2 separate regions of the Mus musculus genome follow, and region 1 is linked to region 2. A link is a loop called in an ENCODE intact Hi-C map of the cell type or tissue named here. Cell type or tissue: heart. All regions are shown on one strand. Links, peaks and the distances in the headings refer to the core of each region. The heading gives the core; the rest is flanking DNA. Region 1 overlaps Osbpl9 (oxysterol binding protein-like 9). Region 2 has its middle 4.4 kb from the start of 8030443G20Rik.

Region 1 (8,334 bases), core at 208-8,207, 190 kb after region 2:
CAAATGGACTCAAGAATCTTAATCTGCTTTCACACAAAATGTTTGTAAACTAACCTACGTTGCGGGTTGCAGTTTGTTGAGGGTTTTTGTTTGTTTTTACAGTTATGCTTCTATTTGGCTATTCAAAACATCAATTTCACTGTGGATAGACATTTATACTGCCAGTTTTACCCCAGGATAATGTTGGTTTGGACACTGTTGATCTTTTCTTATGCTTAGTAGACTCAAACCTTGGGGTGGAGTTACTAGATCAGAGGTATGAGCCTGGTGGTCTGCAGACTGTTGAGGGTTCTAAGAGCAGCTGTGCTGGCCTCACTCCCACTTCACGAGCACATCTGAAATCACGCAGCAGTGACCACTGAAAATCTGACAGGGGCTTTAGTTTCCATTTCTCTGGTATCTGATTGGGTATCTTTTCATGTTTATCGCTATTTGCATATCCTCTGTACGATGACAACCGTTCAGTGACGTTGATACGCAAGAAACAAACCATCTTTTCCTATTCTCAGTTTTCTTTCTATTGTCTACAGTATCTGTCCCCTGCCCTTTACATCTTCTGTCTTCTGAGGAACAGTTCTTAACTTTAATTCCTTCCCTACAATGTCTTCAGTTTATACTTTATAGTTGTACTTCCCGTGTGTCCTTCAAGAAGTGTTTCTCAGTCCTAAGACCAAGGAAATATTTTTCCTGCACTGTTTTCTGGAAGCCTCTAGAAGCTTTTACATTTCAGTATTAGGAAAATAGGCCCTCTCACTTTTCTTGGCCTTTTTATGTTCTAAATCATACCTCCACCACAGTCAAGCTGGCCATGTACAGGAGGGTAGGTGAGAGCATGGAACTTATCTTCTGAGGTCTATGGAACTGTCTGAGAAAACCTGAATTAGGGGTGGTATTCTCGACCCTTAGAAGTGTTAAGTGGACTCAGCAAGTTCCATGCATGAACGAGTGCACTCACACTGATTGACAGCTTCACTACCACAATGCTCATGGTTTTCTGGGCAAAGGTTTTCACCCATCTTACTCCATTCCCTCTCACCTTTTCTCTCCTCTTCACCAGCCCCAGCTGCTGGTGCACATATGCAAGACTCTTCAACAACAGCCAGGACCCTCTTTGAGTCTGCATCCACTCCAGCAATTAGACTTTCTCTAATTCCTTTCCAGGCAGGATTCTGTGATCATCCAAACCTCTGGCCTGTAACTCGTCTCAGTCTTCCATTCCTTGAGTGCAAGAAGCACATCGCCAGCTCTTCTTCATCTCACAGAAGGTGACCTTATGACCTGTTTGCCCACAACAATCCTGAATTATTCCTGTTGCTCTGGTACAATAACGAAGGACTTCTACTTTCACTGTCACAACTGGCCAGGTTTCAGAGACGGCCACACTGCACCACAGCTGAGCCCCAAGGCGCTAACTTCCCTCAGTGACTTCTGTACCTGAACTGCTTGAGAGCTACCGGTTGTTGCAAGACCCTTCCCACAACCACACATCCCCAGTTATTCTCTCTGCTACCCTTCCTCTCCCCCCTTCTGGGTTTGCTCTGATATTGGGGTGGGGGTGGGGGCATTCTGGAGCAAAGCTTCTCTTGGCAACTCATAGAGGAAATAATATCAAGAAAACTGTTGTTCTAACCCACCAAAATATCAACCTTTTATTGTGATGCTTTTAAGGCTCATGACCCCAACATAATACATACTTATCTTCTATGGCCTCTTTTTCTCTGAGGTTTTCTTTTTTGTTGTGTCTTGGGTTTTGTTTTCTTTTGTTTTTTCCAAGACAGTTTATCTGTGTAGCCCTGTCTGTCCTAGAACTCACTTTATAGATTGGCTGGCCTCGAACTCAGAGATCCGCCTGCCTCTGCCTCCTGAGTGCTAAGATTAAGTTGTGCGCCACTGCTGGTCTTCTCTGAGGCATGCTCATCAGTACATACTTCTTCAGGCTGCAGACAGTAGCTACAGCTTCAGAGTCTTCTCCAAGTGGATGGATTTCTTGGTTTTCTTTTTCTCTTTTTTCTATACACACAGAAAGACTTTAAACATGAATAATGATGCAAAAGCCTAAGATAGAATCAGTTTTGTTTTAATGATTTGGGAGAAAAAAAACAAGGCAAAACAAGATACAAGGTGTTGTTTTGTGTGTTTTGTTTGCAGAGCGAGCGAGCGAGTGAGCGAGAGAGAGAAAGAGAGAGAAGTAGGTTGGTAAACTGATTCCAAAGGCAATAAAGGAATGATGACCACTCCAGAGCATAAATTGCTCACCCACCTCCTAAAAGGAACATGGTTGCTGCTAAGCACACTATTCCCACTTTACACTAAGCACACAATGTCCCTGGCTACAGAAACAACAGTAGAACTTAACTGTGCACTCATATATACATGTCCTTTAAACATGCCCACCTATTATTACAAATATAGTTCTTTTAACTCTTTTCCTAGTTGATTACAGGAATTATTAAAGAATGTTACTAGCTTTTGCACATTGTTCTCATATCCAATTTGCTGTTTTTGAGACAGGGTCTTACTATATATACGTGCACATATATATGTGCATATACATATATATATACATACACACATATACAAACACACAAATGATTTGATCTGGAACTTCCTTAGTAGACCAGACTGTCCTCAAATTCAGAGATGCACTTGGCTCTGCCTCCTGAGATGTATTTATATTTACATCTGTGTGTGCATCTGTGCATGTATGCTATTATGCAAAGGTGCCCACAGATGCCAGCAGAAGGTATTAAATACCCTGGAGCTGGATTATAGGCAGTTGTGGGTCACCTGAAATGGTTGCTGGAATTGATCTCCAATCCTCAGAAAGAACAGTGTGTACTCTTAACCACTGATCTATCTCTCCAGTAACCTCAATATCCAAAGTTTTTGTTCAAGGCTAGTTATAAAAATAAAGTTTATGCAATGTTTTCACATTATTTTATTTATTGGCACATATGTGTCATGGCACACATGCAGAGGTCAGAGGACAAATTGTGGGAGTTGGCAAGTGAATTCAGGTCATCTGATTGAGCAGCGAACATTGTTACCCACTGAGCCATCCCTCCAATGCTTCTGTAGGTTCTCGTGGATTGTACGCACATAAACATGTTATGTGCAAATAGGATTAACTTTAATTCTCCTACTGTCCCATCGCCTATCCTATCTTTTTTCTTTGTTCCTTGCTCTTATATGACCACGTGCCGAGACCACTTGTGTAGTTTACAGAAACATACGCAAACACAAATTTTCTGACCAAGCCATTTATCTCTTGCTTTTTCTTCATTTGATATTCTAGGACCTGCAGGGTTTAACACTGAAGCAGCAGCAAATGCAGGCACCTCTCTCGCTGCTGATTTAATGAGGACCGTGAGGTTTAGGAGAGTGCCTAGGAGTTAAAGTGCTCACTGTGAGATCTTTTGCCAAGACCAGAGTTTGGATCCCCTGGACTCACATGAACGTTCTTCTGCCTAGAAAGCCAGCATCTGAAGGCAGAGACAGGAGCCCTGGAGCGAACTGGCTAGCATGGCAAGCTGAGAGTTCACCTGAATGGGCCTGCCTTACTAATAACTTGGAAAGCGCTGCACACAGGAGAACATGTATGCAAATCACATACACATACAAAAAAGAAAGAACTCGCACACTGCTTCACTATTAAGTACATAAGACTTATAATCCATCTCTCTGTGGTGATCCTAAGCCTCTCAGAATGTCAGAGTCCAAGATTCGTCTGCACCAATAGTGCTTACTATAGGCAGGCATGGCAGCCCAAGCCTATGATCTCAGCTACTCGAGAGGCTGAGGCAGAGAACCACGGTTCAAGGCCAGCATGGGCATCAGTAAGCCCTGGTCTGAAAAAAACTAAAGGGAGCTGGAAATGCCCCTCAGTGGTGTGGGAATGCCCCTCAGTGGTGAACTGCTGGTCTGGGATCTCTAAAGCAGTAGGTTCAATCTCTACCACTTTTCAAATACATTAACAAATTTGATGCTGACAATTCTGTGAGTGAACAGTATGGTACCCCGTCTGGTCTAGCTTTTCTTCTTCTTTTTAAGAGCTCAGGAATGCATGGAAAGTGTTGGCTCATTTCATAGGGCAGAATTCATTCTTAACCTTCATTCCACAGACGCCATGCTGTGGTCTCTACCTCTCACCCTCTTTAATGCTTTTACTTATCCATTTTGCAGATATTTCCTAAAAATGTTATTGTTGTGCTTTCAGATGAAACATGGGGCTGGGGAGTGGTGGCACACACCTTCAATCCCAGCACTTAGGAGGCAGAAGCAGGCAGATCTCTGTAAGTTCGAGGCCATCCTGGTTCACAGGGAAAGAGAGTTTCGGGGCAGCCAGGGTTACACAGAGAAACCCTATCTCAAAAGGCTAAAACCTAAAAATAAAACCATGGGGATGAAGTGGAAGATCAGATCCAAGCAGCAACCATCACTACTTCTTCAGGGCAAGCGCGCCATCTAGTGGCACATAATTTTGCTGACAGATTCACCATGAATGTGTGACCTTGATAAATAACTAAGTCAATTCAGTGCCTGGAGATGGGGTTTGGAAGTGGTGCACGAAGCACGAAACTCGTCCCTAACTCCAGAAAAAAAAAAAAAAATGCTAATCCTGACACCTTAAAAGGTCAAGAAACTAGATCTGCGAAGCGTCTCAGGCAGTAACATGTGAGCTCCCCGAGATCCGTCTACAGTGATCCCAACTTGTCTGCATAACATAATCAACCAGAGGGTGTGTTCAAAACTAAAGATCCTAGGATCTTTCTCTAAAATAAGGTGTGTAGATGGGGGCTCCTGGCAATCGACAACTGCCCAGATGTTTCTCACACAGGAAGCCCAAAGGACAATCTTTCTCTCCCCCCTCTCCACTCTTGTTTTTGTGGCAGGATCTTGTGCAGGCTAGATTTATATGTCAACTTGACACACACAATAGTTATCTGAGAAGTGAAAACCTTGGAGAAAATGCCTTCACAAGATCTGGCTGTAGGGCATTTTCTTAACTAGTGATTGATGGGAGAGAGTCCTGCCCATTGTGGGTGGTGCCACCACCCCTCAGCTGGTGGTCCTGGGTTCTTTAAGAAAGCAGGCTGAGCAAGCCATGGGTAGTAAGCCAGTAAGCAGCACACTTCCATTCCCTTGTGCATCAGCTCCTGCCTCCAGGTTCCTGCCCTGCTTGAGTTTCTGTCCTGACTTTCTTCAGTCATGGCTACAATATGGAAGTATAAGCCAAATAAACCCTTTCCTCCCCAACTTGCTTTTTGATCATGGTGTTTCATCAAAGCAATACAAACCCTAAACTTAAAGTCACAGGAGATGACCTTGAACTTGTGTTCAACCTGCCTCTGCCTCCTTAGTGCTGGGATTAGAGGAATGCACCAGCCACATCTGCTTTTATGCAGCTCTGAGGATGGAACCCTTGTGCATGCTAGGAAGCATGCGCACTACCAAGTGAACTGCACCCCAGCCTTATCATAAATACACTTTGCATTACCCTTCATGATGCACCAAGTGCCTAATGCTCACAGAACTCTGCTAGAAAGGCATTAGGATCCTCACTTAAAGAAAACTCAAACCCAAGCATACAGATTCCCTCTGTCACTCAATCAAAGGGTAAAATGAGATTTAAATGCAGGTTTCTGTAGGTCCTTCTCTGACCGGATAGGCAGCAGGCAGGATTCTTAGAATGACACTTGTTCTTGGATAATCTCTTCTCCTGGGACTATAGATGCAAACAGGATGTGATGAGAGCATGTCAGTGCCTTGATTAATAAAAGCAGAAAGATTACCTAACCTAACCTAATTGCATGAGCCTTTTTCCTTCTTTTTTTTTTTAAATTAGATGTTTTCTTCATTTACATTTCAAATGCTCTCCCCTTTCCTAGTTTCCTCTCCGAAAATCCCCTATACCCTCCCCCCTACCCTTGCTCCCCAACCCACACACACACACTCCCGCTTTCTGGCCCTGGCATTCCCCTGTATTGGGGCATAGAATCTTTGCAAGACCAAGGGCCTCTCCTCCCATTGATGACTGACTAGGCCATCCTCTGCTACATATGCAGCTAGAGCCACGAGCTCTGGGGTACTTAGTTCATATTGTTGATCTGCATGAGCCTTTATCAAATAGTATTTTTTGCAGCTGTGAGCAGAATGGGAATCAGGGATTCACAACAGTACAGGAAAATGTGTATTTTGTTGGCTCCTATAAGTAGGAGACCTGGCAGTTAGGCACAAAAGCAGAGTAAGGGTGACAAGTGACAGTAACAAAGAGACTTCAGATGTTTTAACTACAAGCAACTAAATATGATTAACAGCCTGAAAAGGATTCTTTCTTAGAGCTTCCAGATAAAACCCACCCCAGTCTTTACTTCACCCTTGTAGCTCTTGCAGAAAATCCAACTACCTGTGGAATTGTGGAAAATTCAATGTGTGTTTTTATATATGACAAAACATATTGGGCTGGTGAGATGGCTCAGTGGGTAAGAGCACTGACTACTCTTCTGAAGGTCATGAATTCAAATCCCAGAAACCACATGGTGGCTCACAACCATCTGTAATGAGATCCGACGCCCTCTTCTGGTGCGTCTGAAGTCAGCTACAGTGTACTTATATATAATAATAAATAAATCTTTGGGCTGGAGCAAGCAGGAACTGAGCGAGCGGGGTTGACCAGAGCGAGCAGAAGTCCTAAAAATTCAATTCCCAGCAAACACATGAAGGCTCACAACCATCTCTACAGCTACAGTGTACTCATATACATAAAATAAATAAAATAAATCTTTTTTAAAAACATATCAACCTGATATTTACTGTTTTAGTCATTTTTAGGGTTCAGCATTGAGGACCACCATCCATCTCCAGAAATCTCCTTTCTAAACTCAAACAATTCCATACCCACCAAATAACAATTTGTTATTTCCCCATGCTCAGTCTGGAAACCATTTTACTTCCAGTTTGCAAGGATATTTGTGTTTGGTGACTAGCTTATTTTACTCAGTATAATACCCTCAAAATCCATACATGTTAGCATATGTGAAATTTTCCTTTCTTTTCTTAAGGCTCAATAGTATTTGTCTTAGTTTCTTTTCCAGTTGCTTTAATAAAACCCTGGAACAAAAGCACCGTAAGGGATTTCAGCTCCCTTTCTTTCTTTTTTTTTTTGGAGTAAACATTTTGTTTGATTTTATTGTTCCCACTAAATAATTCAGGGCAAAGTATCTTCATAGACTAAAATATGCTTTACAAAAGTGCACTAATTTCTTAGATGATATGTAGGTATCAGAAAATTGTAATCATTATAATAACTTACATTACTGTCTTCCAGACACAAATACATTTATTTTATAGGAAATGTGTGTTATGAACTATTATATAATTTTTCTTTTTTTAATATATTTTTATTGGGTATTTATTTCATTTACATTTCCAATGCTATCCCAAAAGTCCCCCACACGCTCCCCCACCCACTCCCCTACCCACCTACTCCCACTTCTTGGCCCTGGCGTTCCCCTGTACTGAGGCATATAAAGTTTGCACGACCAATGGGTCTCTCTTTCCACTGATGGCTGACTAGGCCATCTTCTGTTTCATATGCAGCTAGAGACATGAGCTCCAGGGGGTACTGGTTAGTTCATAATGTTGTTCCACCTATAGGATTGCAGATCCCTTCAGCTCCTTGGGTACTTTCTCTAGCTCCTCCATTGGGGGCCCTGTGATCCATCCAATTTCAGCTCCCTTTCTTAATTTATATTTACAGTTCAGGACACACACACATACACACAATTTCAGTTTTCTATGTATAGACACTTGAATTGTTTAGCTTTGGAGCTACTGTTACTAATATGGTGCACAAATTTTTTTGGATATGTAAATGATTGTGAACTGAAGCCATTATCTTAAAAACTGGGCAAGTGAAAGGAAATAATTAAGCAGTTATCCTGCCTATCTGAACTATACTGTTAGGTAACAGATAACAGAGGAAAAGAAAACTCTCATAAAATTAAACATCATGGGCTGGTGAGATGGCTCAGTGGGTAAGAGCACCCGACTGCTCTTCCGAAGGTCCAGAGTTCAAATCCCAGCAACCACATGGTGGCTCACAACCATTCGTAATGAGATCCAACTCCTCTTCTGGAGTGTCTGAAGACAACTACAGTGTACTTACATATAATAATAAATAAATCTTTAAAAAAAAATTAAACATCATAAAATTAACATAACTATAGACTAGTTAGCTCCAGTTTGCCAAACCAGTGAGTACTCACTAAGCATTAGCACCCACTACTATCAATAAGGAACAGGAGCTAGACATGTGTGTCCTGCTCCAAGAAC
Region 2 (8,334 bases), core at 239-8,238:
AAACTGTAATTACATCCTGCTGACACATCTGCTAACAGAAATGTCCCTTTGTTGTTACATATCCTTGAAGATCGTTAGGTTCTTCTCACAGAAGCCAAGACACCACGAGTACTCTATCGGTGGGTCTGAATCCTCAAAAGACCTAAGTTCATTATTCTATCACTTTCGTTATGGTTTTGACAGCCACACCCCCTTGGTAGGAATCATGGTGGAAAATACCTAAAAGGAAAAACTGGTCCACCACAATTTGGGACAGAATAAGCATCACCTACCTACCACATGAATATGCTACCCACCTCATAAATATTTATATAATCACTTTAAAATCCACAATGCAGTAGCCACCCTGATGCTTCTCTCTGTGGGGCAGCCCACTTCAGGCCTCTTCGTGCTTGGTTTGCCTAGCATTACAGACTAAGCTTATGCTTCTCTCCTAAACAGATATCTGCTACTGTGCTGAATAAGTCTCTGTTCAAACTGTGTTTCTTGACTGAATGAAGCCCTTCAAGAAGAGAAGAATTGCCAGGCAGTGGTGGCGCACGCCTTTAATCCTAGCACTCGGGAGGCAGAGGCAGGTCGATTTCTAAGTTCGAGGCCAGCCTGGTCTACAAAGTGAGTTCCAGGACAGCCAGGGCTATACAGAGAAACCCTGTCTCAAAAAAAACAAAAACAAAACAAAACAAAAAAGAGAGAGAGAGATTGAGAGAGAGAAGAATTGGAAACACACCTCCCTCCCTCAACACCCCAAATAAGACCCCTGTCACTGCTATACATTTATAGTGCCCAAACCACATAAAGTCTCAGTGTCACAAACACCAGACGCTCACAACCGTAGCATCAGGAATCAGAATCAGGACATTAGTGACCTCAGCCCTCGGGGTTACTAAGATGACATCAGCTTGTTAAAGACCCTGTTTTTCATGAACATCATTCCTTTTGGGAAGCAGTGCTGAGAGAACTGCTTTCCTCAGAGCCCAAGGAAGAGATATCACTTCAAAAGCTAAGAGAATTTCTAAAGAGATGCTTGTGAACATAGACTTGAGCTTAAGCGTTGGTGGATGGGAAGAAGTGAATAGGGAGAATAAGAAGCATTTCAGGCTGAGGTGACAAGCAGGCTGAGAGTGAGGATCGGAATGCTAATCTGGGGCATTGATCCCGGAGGGAACTTCTGAATGGTTTAGACAATGACCCAGATCAGATGATGAGCACAGGAAATTGGGCTGTTGGACCAGTTCTAGGGAAATAGGGAAAGGCCCCTTCCTTCCCAAAAGCAAAGACAGGATTGCAATGTCAAGTAATCATTGACATTCCTCAGAACATGGCCTTCCAAAGCTACATTTATGGTAAACTATCTTCCCAATAGTTTCTTATGCCTTCTAAAGCTGAAGACCTATTCCTTGGCTTGTGTTGGGTAAATGTGAGCACTAGACAACCTCTCACACACTTTAAAAAAAAGATCTAATGAGTGCGAGGTACTGTCCACATTCTCAGCACTATGGAGATATAACACTTGCCAAGCGCTCACTGTGAGCTAGGCAGTGTTATCATATTTAGTTCTCACAATACATGCACGAGAAAGATTAGGTTGCCCTTAGTTTACACAAGAACAAATTTAGATTTGTGGAGAATGTTAGTCTCATGGCACTAAAGCCAGGATTTGACCTCAGCATTTTTGACTCCATAGCCTCCTCTACTGTATAAGGTTGTCAATATTACTGTGGGTGTGTTCATCTAGTGGTTCAAAGATATTTGCTAAACACATAGTACACATTAGGCTTTGTGAATAAATAAGAATGGTGATCAAAACAGCAGAGTAACTTGTTTGTTTGTTTGTTTTGAGACATAGTTTCTCCATATAGTCCTGGTTGTTCTGGAATTTGCTCTATAGACCAGGCTGGCCTCGAACTCAGAGATCTGCCTACCTCTGCCTCCTGAGTGCTCAGATTAAGGGTGTGCACCACCCCACTCACTCAGCAGAGTAATTTTCTAATGTAAGTTTATCAGGATAGATTGACACAAATCTCAGGGCATAATTTCCTAAGAATATCTGTCTATCTATCTATCTATCTATCTATCTATCTATCTATCTATCAATCAATTATCTATGGAACAAGATTTCCTATAGCTTTAGTTGACCTTGAACTTCTGATCCTCCTGTTTTTACCTCCTGAGTTCTAGGATTACAAATACATGCTACTACACCTAATTTCGTAGGAATGATGAGTCACTTAGTCATTCAACAAATATTAAGCTTAGTGTGTGCTATATCAGGTAGTAACTAAGAATAATGATTCTTATGCTGCCAGGGGAAAAGAAGAACCAATAAATCCAGTATCAGAGTTTAAGATATACCATAAAGATAACAGAAATCATGTAAATACCCAATGGCGAGAAGGTTGGTTTGCTTTCAGGGTAGATCAATATTCAATATTATACTGGAATTACCAATAATTCCTTAAGACTCTTTACTTGATATTGTTACAGTATATTGTTACAGACTATAGAGGATGGCAAATTGGCACCAACATTCCTAAACTCTAACAAGTACTCCCATGCCCCTCTAGGTGGATTTATAATTAATATTTATGAAGCATATTTATTTATTAACCATCTACTCTGTGCCAGGCACAGGCACCTATTAAGCAATCTTATTGAATTCTTACGTCAACTCCATGGAGAAAGCATTATTGGTCCCTCTGTATAGATGAAGGAACTGAAATCCAGAGAGATAAGGTGACTTAAAGTCACCTGGTACAGTCCACCCAATAAGGGAACTTAACTTCTACCCTCTAGTGTTCTTCCATTTCTGAGCTGTCGGCCCCGAGTCTGGCCTCCTTGGATAACCCATGAGCACAGGATTTAGTTCTAAACATACAAGAGGAGCTAGACACATGAAATAGGAGGCTTTCTTGAAAAGTAAAGAAATCCTCTTTTTTTTTTTTTTTTAAAACCAGTGAACACAACTTCTAAACACACAAGGTGAAGTAGTCACTCCATGGGTCATATCTGGCTACACAGTGGATGAAGGCCATGCTTTAGTACAGTTAGGCAAGGCACCCAGACCTCTTGAGTCTTCCCACCAAGAAGGGTGGCTACTGAAAAAAGAAGGCGCCAGCAGACAGCTCAAGAACACCCATCTGACGACTCTTCAAGCTGCAAAGAAGCAAGTGGAGCATAAGCTATAAAACAGAGTGACTGCTCTTTACTAAGTTTACAAACAAGCATATAAATAGTGAACTGGATTCCTTTGATCCCTGGCTCTGTAAAAGAAACTAGCCCACTCCTCGCAATTTCCATGGAAAACCTCAGTCCACAGGCCATTAAGTGATGGGGCAGGCAAATTTCTGAGTTTGAGGCCAGCCTGGTCTATAGAGTGAGGTCCAGTACAGCCAGGGCTACACAGAGAAACCCTGTCTCGAAAAAAAAAAAAACAAAATAAACAAACAAACAAAAACCCCAAAACTCCCAAAAACCAACCCCCCCCCCCACAAAAAAAGAAGGAGAAGAAATCAATCCTATGAGCAGAGTGTAGACAAAAACTGCCACTGACTTCTGGAATGAGGAATGGGGGAAAGCGAGTGTATTAATGGTATAATGTAGTCATAGTCTATGTATCAGGTGATAGAGGAACTCCAAGTGGAAGTGAAATTCACAACATTAAAGGCTATCCATTGAATGTTCTTTGATCTAGCCTCCTTTTGAAAACAACTGTTTCATATGCTTATCCTCTGAGCCAAATAACTGCCATCTTTGGAAGATCAGCTGTATCCACTTGCAGTAGATCATCCCAGCAGGGCTTGTTAACCGTTTATATCTCCTCTTGGAGGGGCAAGGAGGGGCACCTGAATTTCCAGACACTTCTTACCACCTGTTGTACGCCTCGCTTGTCCTAATTGCTTGTCACTTTGGGGAGGGGCTTGAGTATATGCACCAAGAAAGACTGGAACTTCCCTCTATGCAGCTGTGGGAAAGTCACCATCCCTGCTGGGTAAAGACTTTCCAGCCTGGCCTTTGGTGGAGGAGCACCGCCCACTCTGGGACGTAGCCCCTCACCTATGCTCTGTAAGTCTATTGATTGCCCACAGTGAACTATGAGTCTTTGGTGGAATCATATCTCCATTTGCTCCGTCTAAGTTGGGACCTTGGGAAGAGGGGTAGACATTGTTTCCATCTCCCTCGATAACAGGATTTTAACAATAAAAACAACACCCGCCATGACCACCACCAGCTAAAAGCTTCCATGATAGAAGTACATGAATAGTGGTTAAAAAGAAGCTTAGGGCTCTTCTGACAAAATCCAGAGAGAAGGCTACATCTTTTTATCCCTTCTATCCAGAGTCCTGTTAAAGACGTCCACTTTTGTGCATCTACCTCCCTCTTGTGGTCCAATCAGGAGATCACAGCTGCCAACACCAACAAGCCCAATTAGGCCTTGACATTAAACTTCAAGAACTAAGGTAATAGTTCTTATTTATTTATTTATTTATTTACACTCCAGATTTTATCCCTCCCTGTCTACCCTCCAACTATTCCACATCCCATAGCTCCTCCACACACCCCTGTCTCCACGTGGATGTCCCCACCCCACCTGACCTCTAAAGTCCCTGGGGCCTCCAGTCTCTTGAGGGTTCATCTCTGATTGAACACAGACCCGGCAGTCCTCTGCTGTATATGTGTTAGGGGCCTCCTATCAGCTGGTGGATGCTGCCTGGTTGGTGGTCCAGTGTTTGAGAGATCTCGGAGTCCAGATTAATTGAGACTGCTCATCCTCCTACAGGGTTACCCTCTTCCTCAGCTTCTTTCAGCCTTTCCCTAATTCAACCACAGGGGTCAGCTGCTTCTGTCCATTGGTTGGGAGCAAATATCTGCATCTGACTCTTTCAGCTGCTTGTTGGATCTTCTGGAGTGCAGTCATGCTCAGTCCTTTTCTGTAATAATTCTTGAATACACCATTACTGGCCACACTCTGTAACAGGTGCTCATTGAGTGTAATGGCACAGACTCCTCCTGACAGCCCTATGCAGATGTGTTTTGTAGACAAGAGAACTAAGAATAAGAGACTTGTCCAAAGACTGGGAGAGTGGTCTTTACTCTCAGCACTCGGGAGGCTGACAGAGGTAGATCTCTCTATTTGAGGCCAGATTGGTTGACAAAGGGAACCCCAGGAAACCCAGGGCTACACAGAGAAACCCTGTCTCAAAAAACTCAAACAAATCATTTCTCGGCCTTTTGTCTAAAAAACTCAAACAAAACAAAAGCCAAAGAGACTTGTCCAAAGTCTTATGATTTTAGCAGGGAAAATTTAGCCAACCCCTTTTGCGTTTTCCTTTCTTCTACAACTGTTGCTCACAAACTCTTGTACATGCCTATTAGTGCCCCCAACAGTACACATATCTATTTATTTATTATTTTGATTAATCCTTACAACTTGATGGAGGCTCAATACCCCCTTTTAAGAAGCTGTGACTTAGAAAAGTAACACCTTTCTCTGGGCTGTATGGCTCTTGAGAACTACGTTTGTCCAGGCTCCGGTCTTACTGAAGTCTCTCAGGCTGGTTTGAGAACAGACTTGACTGCTTATCACTGTGACAGACCTGTGATGTCACCAAAAAAATTACAGAAAGACTCTTTGTAGCCTCCCTCAGCCTTGAAGCAGGCTGATCCAAACTTTGACCTTGATACCACTAAGAAGGAGATTACCTAGGGTATAGCCTTCTGACCTTGGTGGCTCTGTTTGCTCTTCTCCAAGACTCTGCTTCCTGCTGAAAGGTCCTTGAGACATTCCGGAGATACACCCTGTAGATCTCCTACGGGCTGGCTCTGGGTACCAAGAATGGGCTGGCGGGAGGGTGGGGTGGGGGGTGGTGGGGGGGGGAGTGGGGGGAATGGGCCTACCCTCTTTATAAGCACGGACTCTAAGTAAACTTCAGAGACTTTGAACAAAAAGGTTTGTCTTGGCCTCATTCTTTTCTGCCGTCTGATCGCTTTCAACCCCAGCCCCCCTTTCAGGGGAACCCAGTTCATGTAGCCGCAGGCGGCTACAACTCTTGCTAAATACCCTTGCCTTAAGAATGTCATCAGGGTGGGCTGGAGAGTTAGCTCAGTGATTAAGAGCACTGACTGCTCTTCCAGAAGTTTTGAGTTCAATTCCCAGCATTCCATGTGTAATGGGATCCATTCGTCCGGGAGAGAACTGGTCTCTCGGGAGTACTAACACACAGGCTTGCAGGAGGGACAAGCCAAAGTCAGAGACAGCAAGACCAGCTAACACCAGATAACCAGATGGCAAAAGGAAAGGTAAGCACAGGAACATAAACAACAGAAACCAAAACTACTTGGTGTCATCAGAACCCAGTTCTCCCACCATAGTGAGCCCTGGTTACCTTCAACACACCAGAAAAGCAGACTGATTTAAAAAATCACATCTCATGGTGATGATAGAGGAGTTTAAGAAGAAAATAAATAATTCCCTTAAAGAAAAACAGGAGAACACAGGTAAACAGAAGCCCTTAAAGAGGAAACACAAAAATCCCTTAAAGAATTATAGGAAAATACAACCAAACAGGTGAAGGAACTGAACAAAACCATCCAGGATCTAAAAATGGAAATAGAATCAATCAAGAGATCACAAAGGAAGACAACACTGGAGATAGAAAACTTAGGAAAGAGACCAGGAGTCATAGATGCAAGCATCACCAACAGAATACAAGAGATAGAAGAGAGAATCTCAGGTGCAGAAGATACCATAGAAAACATTGACACAACAGTCAAAGAAAATGCAAAATTCAAAAAGCTCCTAACCCAAAACATCCAGGAAATCCAGAACACAATGAGATGACCAAACCTAAGGATAATAGATATAGAAGAGAGTGAAGATTTTCAACTTAAAGGGCCAGTAAATATCATCAACAAAATTATAGAAGAAAACTTCCCTAACCTAAAGAAAGAGATGCCCATAAACATACGAGAAGCCTACAGAACTCCTACAGGGTTCTACAGAAAAGAAATTCCTCCTGTCACTTAATAATCAAAACACAAAATGCACAAAACAAAGAAAGAATATTAAAAGCAGTAAGGGGAAAATGTCAAGTAACATATAAAGGCAGACCTATCAGAATTACACCAGACTTCTCACCAGAGACTATGAAAGCCAGAAGATCCTGGGCAGATGTCATATAGACCCTACAAGAACATAAATGCCAGCCCAGGCTACTATACCCAGCAAAACTCTTAATTACCAAAGACAGAGAAACCAAAATATTCCATGACAAAAAAATTTACACAATATCTTTCCACAAATCCAGTCTTTCAAAGGATAATACAAGGAGGGAAATTATACCCTAGAAAAAGCTAGAAAGTATCTTCTTTCAACAAACCCAAAAGAAGATAACCACAAAACATAAAAATAACATCAAAAATAAAAGGAAGCAACAATCATTATTCCTTAATATCTCTTAACATCAATGGACTCAATTCCCCAATAAAAAGGCATAGGCTACAGACTGGATACATAAACAGGACCCAACATTTTGCTGCATACAGGAAACGCACCTCAGTGTCAAAAACAGACACTACCTCAGAGTAAAAGGCTGGAAAACAATTTTCTAAGCAAATGGTCCCAAGAAACAAGTTGAAGTAGCCATTCTAATATCTATTAAAATAGACTTTCAACCAAAAGTTAACAAAAAGGATAAGGAAGGACACTTTATACTCATCAAAGGAAAAATCTGCCAAGAAGAATTCTCAATTCTGAACATCTATGCTCCAAATGCAAGGGCACCCACATTCATAAAAGAAACTTTACTAAAGCTCAAAGCACACATTGCACCTCCCACAATAATAGTGAGAGACTTCAACACCCCACTCTCATTAATGGACAGATCATGGACCAAATGGAATATATATACATATACACACACACACACACACATATATATATATACATATATATAATTTCATCCTAAAACAAGACCACACATGGAAATACCGGGACAAAGAGTGGAGCAGAGACTGCAGAAAAGGCCATTCTGAGACTGCCCCAGCTGGGGATCCATCCCACATGCAGACCCAAACACACACACTATTGTGGATGCCAGGAGGTACTTACTGACAGGAGCCTGATACAGCTGTCTCCTGAGAGCTCTGCCAATTCTTGAGCAATACAGATGCGGATGTACACAGTCAGACACTGGACTGAGCACAGGAACCCCAATGGGGAAATTAGACCAAGGACTGTAGGAGCTGAAGGGGTTTGCAACCCCATAGGAAGAACAATATCAACCAAGAAGACTCCCCAGAGCTCCCAGGGACTAAACCACCAACCAAAGAATACAC

What was found. Hi-C counts contacts between places; a loop is a spot of excess contacts. Peaks named below come from ENCODE experiments on the same cell type or tissue, not always from the same donor. Only the 100,000 strongest peaks of a DNase experiment are listed, where the experiment ranks them.
Region 1: it touches region 2 in a loop (7-fold over the local background); 3 of 42 quality-filtered maps call a loop at or near these places.

Annotation. Positions count from the first base shown.
Region 1 is chr4:109,161,254-109,169,587 of GRCm38, forward strand. The region is part of intron 2 of Osbpl9 (oxysterol binding protein-like 9); the gene reads right to left. It overlaps Gm52703 (a long non-coding RNA gene), which reads left to right. Exons shown (of 3, transcript XR_003955256.1): 3 at 3,296-3,924. Among named protein-coding and RNA genes, the nearest start is that of Gm52703, 32 kb to the left of the region's middle. In heart, for the core only: CTCF peaks have their summits at 4,468 (motif pointing left) and 4,671; a DNase peak (open chromatin) is centred at 4,468.
Region 2 is chr4:108,972,285-108,980,618 of GRCm38, forward strand. No RefSeq gene overlaps it. Among named protein-coding and RNA genes, the nearest start is that of 8030443G20Rik, 4.4 kb to the left of the region's middle. In heart, for the core only: a CTCF peak has its summit at 4,388 (motif pointing left); no DNase peak of the experiment used is centred there.